2 separate regions of the Homo sapiens genome follow, and region 2 is linked to region 1. The links are chromatin loops, found by intact Hi-C in ENCODE. Cell type or tissue: transverse colon. All regions are shown on one strand. Links, peaks and the distances in the headings refer to the core of each region. The heading gives the core; the rest is flanking DNA.

Region 1 (6,885 bases), core at 2,605-5,104:
TCTACAGGGCTTAAGTGATTGGAAACAGATTATTATCTTGTTTGTCTTTTGTCTGTTTTACTTATCCCGCCGCCGTCTGTCGAGTTGTAATGTTGATACTCTTTACTCTAGGAGGAAGATTTTTATATAGTAAATTCCATCAACATCTTGTATAAGTGACATTGCGTCTCCATGCATTACCCTGTTAAGACACAAGCGGTTTATTAGTTACATATAGGAGGGGATTTCGCTGCCTGGTCGCCATCTGTTAGCGCTGTTAGGTCGGGATGAGTCTAATAGCTGGTCTGCTGGCATTTTCCGATGCTGTGCACCGGGGAAGGTGGTGGGCTAGAGAAGGCCGGGCGGGTTCTGGGCAGCTTGGCTGAGCCCAGGTCCAGGGAGTTCTCGAACTGGGGCTGAGCTGTACTGAGGATGAGGCCCCCAACGCAACTCTAGGGGACTGCAACAAGGGCAGGATTGGTGAGTTCCCCTACAAGAGATGGAAGATCAGACCAGGGCTTCTGGAAACAGAGTCCTCATCTCCTGCAACCAAACATCCAGCCCCAGGTGACTGACGCTCATCCCTACTCAGGGCTGCTCTCATCTTCTTCCCTCTTCCTACGACCTCCCTGGCCTGGCCACACGGTTGTTAGAGCCTGGCTATGCATTGAAGCTCTCTGGGAGATGAGGACTAGTGGATCTGAGATTCAGATAGAGCTGGGTACACAGGCCCCCAGCCACCACCAATGGGTGGGCAAAGCCTGGGCTGGAAACACACACCAGACAGGGCACTTTGCATATTTTGTGGGGTTTGGGGGAGAATGGGCTCAGTGTGCCTAGTCTGGAGCAGAGAAGAAAGTGGTTGGATGGAGGTTCTGAATGATCATGAAGCACGTGGTGGGGGTGCAAGTCTTCCCCCCACACCCCAAAATCTGCACGATGCAAAATAAGGAGCATTCATCTCAGCTTTGAGTCGGATGCTGGATTTGGAAGCTCCAGCAGAGAGGCCAGGGGAGGAGAACAAAAAAAAAGAGAGAGAGAGAAATGGAGAAAGAAAACAAGGGAGAACCAAGAGAAAATGAAACAGAAAGAGAACAGATTCTGAGCATAAGAGAAAAACGGAGACAGAAAGGAAAAGAGATATGGTGAGAACTCGGGAGAGACAGAAAAAGCCTAGTGAGACAAAGACGGAGAAGGCAGTACAGTTCACCTCTGCCGGGAGCCTGAGCACCTCTCTCCTCTTCGGGTTCTTATTTCTTTCCAGCTCTGCCCCTGCCAGAGCTCAAGGATCCTTTAAGCCCAGGCGGGCAGGGCCAAGTGCTGCCAGAAACTGCAGTTCCATTTGAAGTCTCTCATGGCCGAGCCTAGGAGGCCAAGTGAGATTCATCCTGCCTGTTCCTGGTTGAGCTGGGCTCTAACCAGCGTTACTACTATGCTCTGTAGATGCCTGTCCCCTGACAAGCTAGAGGGTCAGGTAACAGCACCAATAAGCAGAAGCTGCCCGGGTTAGGGATTCCTTTTCCAGCGGGCTGGCTGGTGAGTCAATGCTCCACTCTGTAACCAGCACTCACCAATTCCCTGTCCCTAGCAAGATCACCTCCCCTAGATACTGTGGGGGACAGTGCTAGGCCTGAGAGGAAGGGGGACAAGTGGGCATCCCTGAGCCCCAACACAGGCATCCACAAATCCTGCTCCCTCAACCTCCGAATCCACAAAGGTAAGCGCAGCTAGGAGTACACACACAAACACAAATACAAACATAACCCCCTCACACACACATACACACACACACACAAAAGCCTACAGGAGTTGCATAAACAAAAAACTACTGTTTGCACAAATACACACATTTGCAGGCACACACACACAGCGACTGGCACACAAACATAGCTCTTCAGAATTCTGCACTCACAAACACAACCAAGCCAGCTCAGTCTCATACACACAGGGTCTCAAGCATGCACGCCCTCACCTACACACAAACACACACATTCAGATTTTTCAAAGTACACCTTCACATCAATGCTTGCAAACACAGACACAAACACTCTTACGTGAATGCACACGTACACATGAAAACACCCTCACATTTATGCATCCTCAAATAAGCAAACACACATAGGCACAGACCAACAAAAATAAAAGTGCACACAGTGATAAACACAAACATTAGCAGGACCATACACAATTACAAACACACGAATCTGCACACACGAAAACGCACACGCAGAAATTTACTCACAGGATTGATGGTACTAACACAATAAACAGATGCAAAAATGGAATTCTCAAACAGCGAGTATACACTAACAAGCTCAGGAAACACACCCAAACAAACATTCACAGCCAAGTGCTGGCACAAACCCCTCCAGCTCCAGCCCTTGGTCCCAGGCCCTACTCCCTCAGCCCCCTTTCCAGAAGCGAAAGGCAAATCCTGGTTGCCCATTCCCGGCTTCCCCAACTAGGATCCCTGGTGGCCACGCTGGCCCCAGGGGAAAGGAGGCCTGGTCCCTTCTCCTACTCAGACCCACACACCCCCTCCTCACGCACACCTGCCAACATCCCCCCTCCCCCTTAACACACACACACTCTCTCTCCTCACACTCTGGGCGCCCTGCCGAGCACGGAACATACGTGCGCCGCTTCTCCTGCGCCCAATGAGGGGACGAACTTGCACACCCAGCCCGCACGGCGTGAATACAAACAGCGCTCTCATAGTCGCTGGTGTCCCCCGCCTCAGCCGTACGACCCACTCACCACAGTGCCCCATAGGCTGACCTGGAATCTGGAAGGTGCAGCGAGGAAAGGAGAGACGTGGTGAGTGCCACCTCCGAGCTGTCTGCGGGAAGACCCGTCCACCCTGAATCTCCCCCTGTCCACATCTCCCTCAGAGCCCCGTGAGCAGCGCACTCAGGCCTGAAACTCTGGAGTTCGGGACCAGGCCAAATGGCACCCCTCCTGCTCCCCCGCCTCCCCACCCTGGGCCTGGGCCTGGGCTCGGCGGCCGGGCGGGGAAAACTACCCAGGCCGCGCGGTCTCCACTAGCTCTCTCCATGAGAAAGGCCCGGCTGGGCCCCAGCCCCGTGTATGACAAAAAGAAGCCGGGGCCGGCTCCAGGAGCCGGGAGAACCGCGCTGACGCAGCTTCAGGGCGCAGAGGGGGCGCGGGGGTGGGGGAATCCAATCTGGGCTGGCTGGGCTGGAGAAGGGGAGCGAAGTGTGGGGCGTGGGGCAACTTCTGCAAGTTCCAGGGATGGCGAAGGGGGCAGGGGTACCTCCCGGACTAGGCCTTGGAACCCGTGACCCCCAAATATTTGTGAGGAGAAAGAGAGAGGAAGAGAGACGCAATTTTCGTTTCGCGCTGCCCCCGCCCCGTCAGCCCCAAACTGGAAGGTAAATACTTACTTAGCCTCCGAACCAGGTACAAGCTAATACTCAACAATACTGATGCCTTGTTTTTTTTGCTCTGTCCGGACAGCAACGCTGTAGCCAATTTAGATATGCTATAAATTTAAGAGGTTGCCATGGCCACGGTGCGCCCATTGGCCGCTGGGCCCCCTACGTGCAGCGCCACGTCACCAAATCTGAATAAGGATGCGCGAATTACGCGGCGACCAGACAAAGATGAGGATCCGGACCGCTTGAAAGTGGGGGAAAGTGCCGGCGCCTCCGCCACCGGGGAAAGCCGCTCCGCAGCGCCGAGGCCAGCAGCCACCCGAGATACCTGGGGAAGCCCGGAACAGGCGCCGGGGCGTGCGGCCCGTGGCATGAGGTTGTGAACGCCACCCGCCCCCCACCACCCCACTCCGGGCAGCCCAGCGCCAGGCCAGAGATTGCCCAAGGACTGGACCGGCTGAGTCTTGGTCCGGACCAGACTCGCCCTGCAGCTGCTGAGACAAGAGGCGAAGGGCAGCGGAGGGCCCGGCAGGCCCGAGGGCCAGGGGCCCAAAGGGAGGGCAAGGCGGCCGAAGCCGCCGGGGCGCGGGGCTATGATGGTGCACTGCGCCGGTTGCGAGCGGCCCATCCTCGACCGCTTTCTGCTGAACGTGCTGGACCGCGCGTGGCACATCAAATGTGTTCAGTGCTGCGAGTGCAAAACCAACCTCTCGGAGAAGTGCTTCTCGCGCGAGGGCAAGCTCTACTGCAAAAATGACTTTTTCAGGTAAGAGGCCGCGCCGCTCTGCTGCCTGCGCGCCCACCCTGCGCGCGCTCCACTGGGGCGCTGGGGAAGGGGATACCCCCATCCCCATCCCAGCCTCCCCGGATCACAAGCTTAGATGGGGAGCGGGCAGCACTTTGCTCTCCTCCTGTCCTTGGTCCAGGAAAGGTCCCGAGCCCAGGCGGAGGAAGAAGGACGCTGCTTCGCTGCCTCACGTTGGCTCGAGGCCGGCTCAGAGCGCTGGCGGGGCAGAGGGAGGAAGCCCTGACAAACTTGCTATCCACTCCTCTCCGCCCCTTCCAAGCAGCTGCAACCCCAAGACAGAAGCTTCAAGCCCCGTCCCGAGAGAGAGGAAGGATTTTTGCATGAGTTAGAGACGCCTGAAGGCTTCTCGCTCCAGGCAGAATGTGTGAGCCCATCGGCCGCAATCCCAAACAGAAACTTCTCAGCTCCAGAGGGGGCCCAGCGAGGAAGGTCTCCCCTGGTGATGGGAGGAGAGAACCTCCCCCACCCACCTCCCAACCCCTTAAACATTTCCTCCCATGTTGAAAAGTAGAAACGAAATCGAGGCTGAGAATCAGGACCTCTGGGGTCTAGACTGGGCTGTGGCACCTCCCCAGCCCCCCTACCCCTGTGGGCCCTGTGGCTGGCCAGGGCAGATCACCTCTCTGGGCCTCAGTTTCCCCAGCCTGGAAGCCACTGGAGTTTGGGGCAGCTGAGCCCTACCTGTTTCCTCTGGGCACCCAGAGCCGGCTTTGTGAACAGGAATTCCCCGCGCTGAGGAATGGGGGCGTGAATCACGCCACAGAGAAAGGCAGCCTGCCGGCCCCAGCGACTCCGCACTGAGAATTTGAATGGGAGAAAATGTCAGCCGCTCCTTTACACGTGTTAACTCCCTGGACCCGGAGGCCCGATGCCCCTAATGTAGCAGTGCTTGCAAAGTGCCTAATGATTTTTGATAAGGTGCATATGGCCAATTACGCTGCCGGATAAGGCCAAAAGTGACTTATGGCTTCTAATGCCCTCACTACATCAATGTCACCCAAATTCGCCCTGTTTAGAGACATGGGTGTGAGTAGATGTGGGGTCCCTAGAGTCCTGGGTCCTCCCCCACCCCACCCCCAACCTGAGCCTCACCCATCTCCTATTTCGGGGGAGGCTGGCTTTCTCCCTGAGCTCAAAGAAGAAAGAAAAGGAATGAGATCAGGAACGCGGGAAAGCGGGGATTTGAGAGATTCCTGTCCTGGCCTTGCAGGATCTATGATTGTCCTCTATTCACATTCCCCTGCTGCCTGCCAGGCCAGAGGTTTAGGGGGGCTGAAACTCATCCCTGCTCTCTAGGGTCCATCACTATGAGGCCCTGCTGTCCACAGCTCCTGATTAGCTCCAGCGGGTCCCAGAGCGGTGGATTGGAAAGCCTCTCCATTGGTACTGGAAATCAGTGGAAGGTTCCCTCCTTTCTGCTTCCTCCTTCCAGCCTAGGAGAAGGGCTCCCCACCTCATGGCTAGGCTCAGCCAGCCAGGCAGATTGGCCCTAGCTAGGCAGCAGCAGACTAGAAAGGATCCAGGAGGCAGAGCCACCAAGTGGCCCAAACCCTCCCCGCCTGGCTTCAAATCATTCATGGACTCTGAGTTTGCCTGGAGCAGCCCAGGCAGGCCTGGCAGGGGTTGGGTTTGGGGGAGGACATCTTGGGGTGCTCTGGGCTCTCTTCTTGGCTGAAGGCTGCACCCACTGCTCACCCCTTCCCAGCTCAGGAGAGTCTGAAAAGCCCCAGTGGAGGCATGGCAGTCCCAGTCCCAAAAGCAGCTCAGGACATTTGTCCCACTTCTCCCACTCTGGCCAGAGCGCTCAGGATTGGGGTTCCGTTTGACAGATATGGAAATGGGGACTTCACCGAAGCCAGGTCGGGTGGGAAGAGGTCAGGGGCTGGGGAGGGCTGGATGCAGTCCCACCCCATAGTGACAGGCACATTGTGTCCACAGGCGCTTTGGCACGAAATGCGCCGGCTGCGCGCAAGGCATCTCGCCCAGCGACCTGGTGCGCAAGGCCCGGAGCAAAGTCTTTCACCTCAACTGTTTCACCTGCATGGTGTGTAACAAGCAGCTGTCCACCGGCGAGGAGCTCTACGTCATCGACGAGAACAAGTTCGTGTGCAAAGACGACTACCTGAGCTCATCCAGCCTCAAGGAGGGCAGCCTCAACTCAGGTAGGAAGCCTGGGCCCCTCACTAGCCTTAGGCCTTAGCACCCTCCCACCGTGCCCAGCCTGGCACTCCCTACTTGGCCCCCGGTGTGCTGTCTGTGCTGAGCTTGGAGCTCATCAGCCCCAGGCAGTTCTAGGGCAAGGCAAGGGGGTTAGAGGCTAGAGAAGAGAAGTGGCTTTGGAGCAGGTTTTACAGGGGATCTGAGACCTGCCAGCTCTGCCTCACCCTCCTCCAATTCAGGAGCCTTTTCCAAGTTGCCCTCCTCCCCTAATTTGGAAGCGCACAATTCCCCCTTATGTGTCACTTGAGCTCCAGGTAATTTCTTGATGCACTGGAAGGACATTAATTGAGGTCTGGAGAGAGGAGGGAAGAGAGAGGAAGATCCAAGCCCCAAGGGAATCTGTGCCCTCCTTGTCCCCTCTCCTTGAAAGTGGGAGTTCTCCAGAGGGTACGCGTCCCCCTACCCTTACCCAGGTACTAGCTGAGACGCGCGGAGAGGGCTTAAGAGCGCCCCTCCAAAGGCCCAGCCCCGCCTGGAGAGAGT
Region 2 (5,467 bases), core at 942-3,441, 55 kb before region 1:
GCAGAGGAGGCTGGCAGAGTTGGCTGTAAGCCCTGTCCCTGGAATTTGCCATCTCAATTAGGACCCAAGATAGGCAAAACACCTGACAGGGGGAAGAGAGAGGGAAACAGGGAGGGGGCAGGGGCTGAAGACCTACCGGCCACACCTCCAGGAAGCAGAGACACAAAAAGAGAGGAAAACAGAGGCAGCCTTAGGAACCCTTCAGACCTAAGGAAAGTTCAGGGAAGGAGCCTATCTGAGAAGGCACAGCCTTGGCACTGGACAAGCTCTCTGTCTTTTTGAGAACTAATAGGCATTGCCTTTCAGTGAATACCTATAGTACCAAGTAGGGTGCTAAATGATTTACATGCATTATTTACATCTTCCTGGCAACCTTGCAAAATAAGCATGCATTCATTCATTCGTTCCGGAAGGTATTCCTTTCTTTCTTTGTTTAGAGACAGAGTCTCACTCTATTGCCCAGGCTGGTGTGCAGTAGTGTGGTCCTAGCTCCTTGTAGCCTCAAACTCCTGGGCTCAAATGATCCTCCTACCTCAGCCTCCCCAGTAGCTAATACTACAGCACATGTCATCATGCCCAGATAATGTTTTTTCTTGTTTATTTTTGTGGAGACAGGGATCTTATTATATTACCCAGGCTGGTCTCAAACTCCTGGGCTCAAGCAATTTTCCTGTCAGCCTCCCAAAGTACTGGGATTACAGGTGTGAGCCACCTTATCCAGCCCTCCCTATAAGTATTTCTTGAGCACATGCATACCTGGGCACTGTTCCCTATTTTGAGGATTTGGTGGTGATCTTTCTAGACAGACACAATCCCTGACCCTCATGGAGTTTATAATTAGTCAGAAGAGCCAGGCAATATACAAGTAACTAAATAACTTAAGTATTTTGGAAGGTGGTTGAGGAGGATCTAAGCGGGGTAGGCAACATTGGAGCAGAGACCTGGACAAAGTTCAAGTGTGAGTCGTTCTCAGTAGAGGGAACAGCATGTGCAAAGGCCCTGAGGTAGGAGGGGGCTGATGGGTTTGAGGGGTAGCCAGAGGACCAGTGTGGCTGGCACACAGGGAGCAATGGGATGGCATGAGGGTAAGATCAGGAAGGCAGCAGAGAGTCGACAGGACCTGGCCTTGGAAGCCATAGGAACACAATGGGGTGTGAGGGGCTTGAGCTGGGAGTGATGAGCTCTGATTGATAATTTACAAAGATCCCTCTGGCAGTGCAGCAGGGAAGAACTGGGGCAGGGGAAGGCCAGGTGTCTAATAAGGAGGCTGATGCCTTAGTACAGGTGAGAGAAGATGGTAGCTTGGACCAGAGTCATGGCAGTAGGGATGAAGAGAAATATTTCATTTGGGATACAGTGTGGAGGTAGAGCCAATTAGAACAAATGCTGGCCGAGCACAGTAGCTCACACCTGTAATGCCAGCGTTGTGGGAGGCTGAGTCAGGAGGATGGCTTGAGGCCAGGAGTTTGAGACCAGTTTGGGCAACATAGTGAGACCTCGTCTCTACCAAGAAAAAAAAAAAAGTAATTCAGTGGGTGTGGTAGCGTGCTCCTGTAGTCCCAGCTACTCAGGAGGCTAAGTCAGGAGGATCAACTGAGCCCAGGAGTTTGAGGCCGCAGTAAGCTATGATTGTGCCACTGCACTCCAGCCTGAGAGACAGAGCCAGACCCTGTCTCTAAGAAAAAAAAAAAATAATAAAGAATCCTCTTCATTCACAAATGAGCAAACAGAGAAGAAGCATGACTTGCCCCAAGGTTTCCCAGTGAGTTGATGGAACTGGGACCAATACCCAGAATTCCCAGATGAAAACCTCCTCTGCGCCCCAAGTTGCTGTCTTACAACAGGGGTTCGTAAAGTTTTTCTGTGAAGGAACAGAGAGCAAATATTTTAGCCTCTGCAGGCCGTAAAGTCTCTACTGCAGTTGTTCAGCTCTGCCATTGAGCCTCAAAAAGTGGCCACACACAACATGAAAGCAAACGCCCGTGGCTACGTAATGCTAAAACTTTATTTACAAGAATAGACGTCTGGTCCAGGGGCCATAGTTTGCCAATTCTTGATCTAAAATGATCCAGGAAGACTTTCCAAAGAAGAGGAATCATTTAAAGAAGCAAAAATAACCTTATTAAATGATTTAGGTTAATGGGACAGAACTTCTGTGCCCTGAGAATATAAAAATGCCCACTGCAAAGAGAAAGAAAAAAGGTAACTCAGGCATTTGACATAAGCTAGGAAACTTCCTGCTCCAAGAAGAAGTCCTGGCTTAAACCCACGGTGGGGAGGGCTGAGAAGGAGTTCTAGCCTGGAGGTGCCTGGCCGATAAGAGGACCTAAGGAGGTGGGGGAGCTAAGACCATCCCAGTGCCATTAGCATCACAGATGTGCAGGCTGGCAACGCCTCTAGACCATTGGCACTCTGTGAGGGTCCCAGGAGAGAAAGCAGGACACAGATGCTATTCTGGAGCATAAAATGGGTTGGAAAAATGAAAGCAGAGCCCCGGGAGGGAAAGTAGCCCTTGGGGTCCCTGTCCTCTGTAGAAACAAAGGTTGGCAAAACTTGCAAAGCAGTAGTTGCTGTTTTTTTTATTGGTGTGAGTTTATGCATGTGTTTGTTTGTGTGGGAGAAGTGGATTTTTTTTCTTTACATTTGTTATTTGGTTTAACAAAGGCATTTTGGCAATATCTGGGTCTTTATGCGGCTTCATCACTTGGTGTGAGACTTTGCCACACTTGGGCTGTCTGAGCCTCAGTTTCCTTCCCTATGAATCAGGAAATAATCAAGGTAGGGGTGGCATCTCACTGGGTTGGCCCAGTGCCTCTCAACTCTGCGTGTGCATAAAACACCCCAATGCCCAGGATGCCCCCCACCCCAGAGATTCTGATATCATCAGAATCAGCCAGCCAGAACGAAGCTCTGCCACTGCTATTTTTAAAAGCTGCCCACCCAATTCTAGAGTGTCACCAGGATCAAGAACCACTCTGTGCTCTACATAGATATCAGGAAGTGGTTCTCAACTGGGGCCCTTTGGCCCACAGAGGACACTTAGCAATGTTGAGATATTTGGATTGTCACAGCTAGGAGGTGGGGGTGCTGTTGGCATTATCTAGTGGCCAGGGATGCTGCCAAACATCCTACTCTGCATAAGACAGCCCCACACAACAAAGAATCATCAATAGTATTGACACCTTGATGGGAGGGACTGCTGTGTGATGTGACGGGGCTAAGTTCAGGAAAGATCTAAACAGGAAGTTTTGCCACAAAGGTCCAGCAGGTCTCGAAGCAGGTACAGGTTCCTCCAGGGAGCCTCTCCAGGTTTCCGCCAGGTGTGCTGGGCTCCCACGGCTCCATCTGCATCAGTCAGGGGCCAGTGAGGACATCAGAAGCCTCTTCAGGTATTACCCACAGAGGAAACGAAGGCAGAAAATTGGTTACTTTGAAGAGGCAGAAAGCTCAACAGAGAACAGAGAGGAGACACCTGGAGACTGGCAAGAGTGGGAAGCTGCTTCCACCCACCCGACTCTAAGGAACAGAGGAAAGGGATGGTATCACCAGAACCTCAGAAAACACTAGAACCAAGGCCAGGTGTAGTGGCTCACGCCAGTAATCCCAGCACTTTGGGAGGCCAAAGTGGGCGGATCACTTGAGGTCAGGAGTTTGAGACTAGCCTGGCCAACACGGTGAAACCCTGTCTTTACTAAAAATACAAAAATTAGCTGGGTGTGGTGGCATGCACCTGTAGTCCCAGCTACTCAGGAGGCTGAGACAGGAGAATCACTTCACCCCTGGAGGAGGAGGTTGCAGTGAGCCAAGATCACGCCACACCACTCCAGCCTTGGAGACAGAGCAAGACTCTGTCTCAAAAAAAAAAAAAAAAAAAGAAAGAAGAAACTAGAGCCATAGCTGGCAGCTTTTCAGCAGGAGAGGGAGCTGCAGAGGAGATGCAATGGTGACTGGAGAAGCCACCCATGGTAGAGAGAGATGGGGAGAAATCTCCCGGCTTCTCTCACCCTCTGCCCTCAATCCTTTGACAGCGCCTCCTCTTGGCCAAACCCGGGTAACCCAGGAGCCTGGAAGCATGGGCTGCAGGCATCACCCTCCCCTCCATCTCCCATGGTATAGCCCTGGGCAGGGGAAGATAGGAAATGGATCCAAGGGCAAGGGAGCTTCAGACCAGCCCACTATGTCCCATGTCCTGCTCCCAGAACTCGTAGACTGGGCCTTCACTGGCCACCTGTCCGTGCACCATATCTGACTATCTCATTGACAGTAATACATACCCTGGTGCCTACCACGGGCTGGCACCGAGGAGGGGCTCTGGCTTAGTCTCACAATGCATAAGGGGGCATGTGTGTGTGGGACACACCACCGTGACCCCTTATGCCTCCATTCAGGAGGAGTTTCAAAGGAGGGACTCTTGGAAGCAACCTCGGGACTTTCCATGAGGTCCTCTGACTGCAGTGTCTTGGGCACCTGTTATCTACCCAACCCTGGGCTGCGGGCTTTAGGTGTTCAGAAGTCAAACAAAAGTTGGCAAACAAGCCAGGCCAACATGGTAAAACCCCATCTCTACTAAAAATACAAAAATTAGCCAGGCATGGTGGTGGGCGCCTATAGTCCCAGCTACTCAGGAGGCTGAGACAGGAGACTCGCTTGAACCCAGGAGGCGGAGTTTGCAGTGACCTGAGATTGTGCCACTGCACTCCAGCCTGGGCAATAGAGCGAGACCCCATCTAAATAAATGAATAAATATAAATAAAAAAGATGGCAAACGAAATAGATGAGGTATCTACCCTTGGGGAGCTGACATTTTAGTGGGAGACAAATGGAAAGCAAGTAAACAAATGCATTCAATAATTCCAGATAACTAAGTGGTAGGAGGGGAAAAATAGGATGCTGGATCAAAAACAATCAGGAAGATGGCACAGGGACTGTCTTCTGCAGAGGAGTGGACAAAAGCCTCTCTGAGGTGATGTTGAATCTGAGACCTGGACAAAGTAAAGGAAGGAGTCCTGCAGCTTTCTGGAGGAAGAACATGCCAGGCAGGGGGAGCAGCAAGGGCAAAGGCCCTGAGGTAGGAGTGCATCTGGTGTGTTTGGAGAACAACAGCGGCCAGAGATGGTAGAGGGTCTCATAGACTAGAGCCACACATTGAGTTCTAGTTTGAGAAAGATGGAAGAGCTTTAGGCAGGAGAGCAACATGATCTGATTCCTGTGTTTATAAGATTACCCCACCTCTTGTATGGAGATAGGAACCAAGCTGAATAAATGAATCATGCTATCATTGATTCACTTGGACTTTACAGCACTAGTGAATTCTTCCCCCACCCCCAAAATAAGGAACCATTTTAAGTTTGTGAATGCTTCATCTCACCAAGATTGAAAATGTTAAAAAAAAAAAATACTGGCTCTTATCATTATAATTTAAAAATAGAATAGACATTTTAACACCAAAAAAAAAAAAGCTAAACAA

What was found. A loop is a pair of places that touch in the nucleus more often than their neighbours do. Peaks named below come from ENCODE experiments on the same cell type or tissue, not always from the same donor. Only the 100,000 strongest peaks of a DNase experiment are listed, where the experiment ranks them.
Region 2: it touches region 1 in a loop (20-fold over the local background); 2 of 110 quality-filtered maps call a loop at or near these places.

The regions. Positions count from the first base shown.
Region 1 is chr12:113,468,581-113,475,465 of GRCh38, reverse strand. It overlaps LHX5 (LIM homeobox 5), which reads left to right and starts at 3,595. Exons shown (of 5, transcript NM_022363.3): 1 at 3,595-4,140; 2 at 6,121-6,344. The coding sequence starts at 3,968. LHX5-AS1 (LHX5 antisense RNA 1) reads right to left here and starts at 3,463. Exons shown (of 2, transcript NR_126425.1): 1 at 3,384-3,463. RefSeq lists enhancers at 3,713-4,513, 6,611-6,885. In transverse colon, for the core only: no CTCF peak of the experiment used is centred there; no DNase peak of the experiment used is centred there; H3K27me3 peaks cover 2,500 bases.
Region 2 is chr12:113,523,290-113,528,756 of GRCh38, reverse strand. No RefSeq gene overlaps it. Among named protein-coding and RNA genes, the nearest start is that of LHX5-AS1, 54 kb to the right of the region's middle. In transverse colon, for the core only: no CTCF peak of the experiment used is centred there; no DNase peak of the experiment used is centred there; H3K27me3 peaks cover 2,500 bases.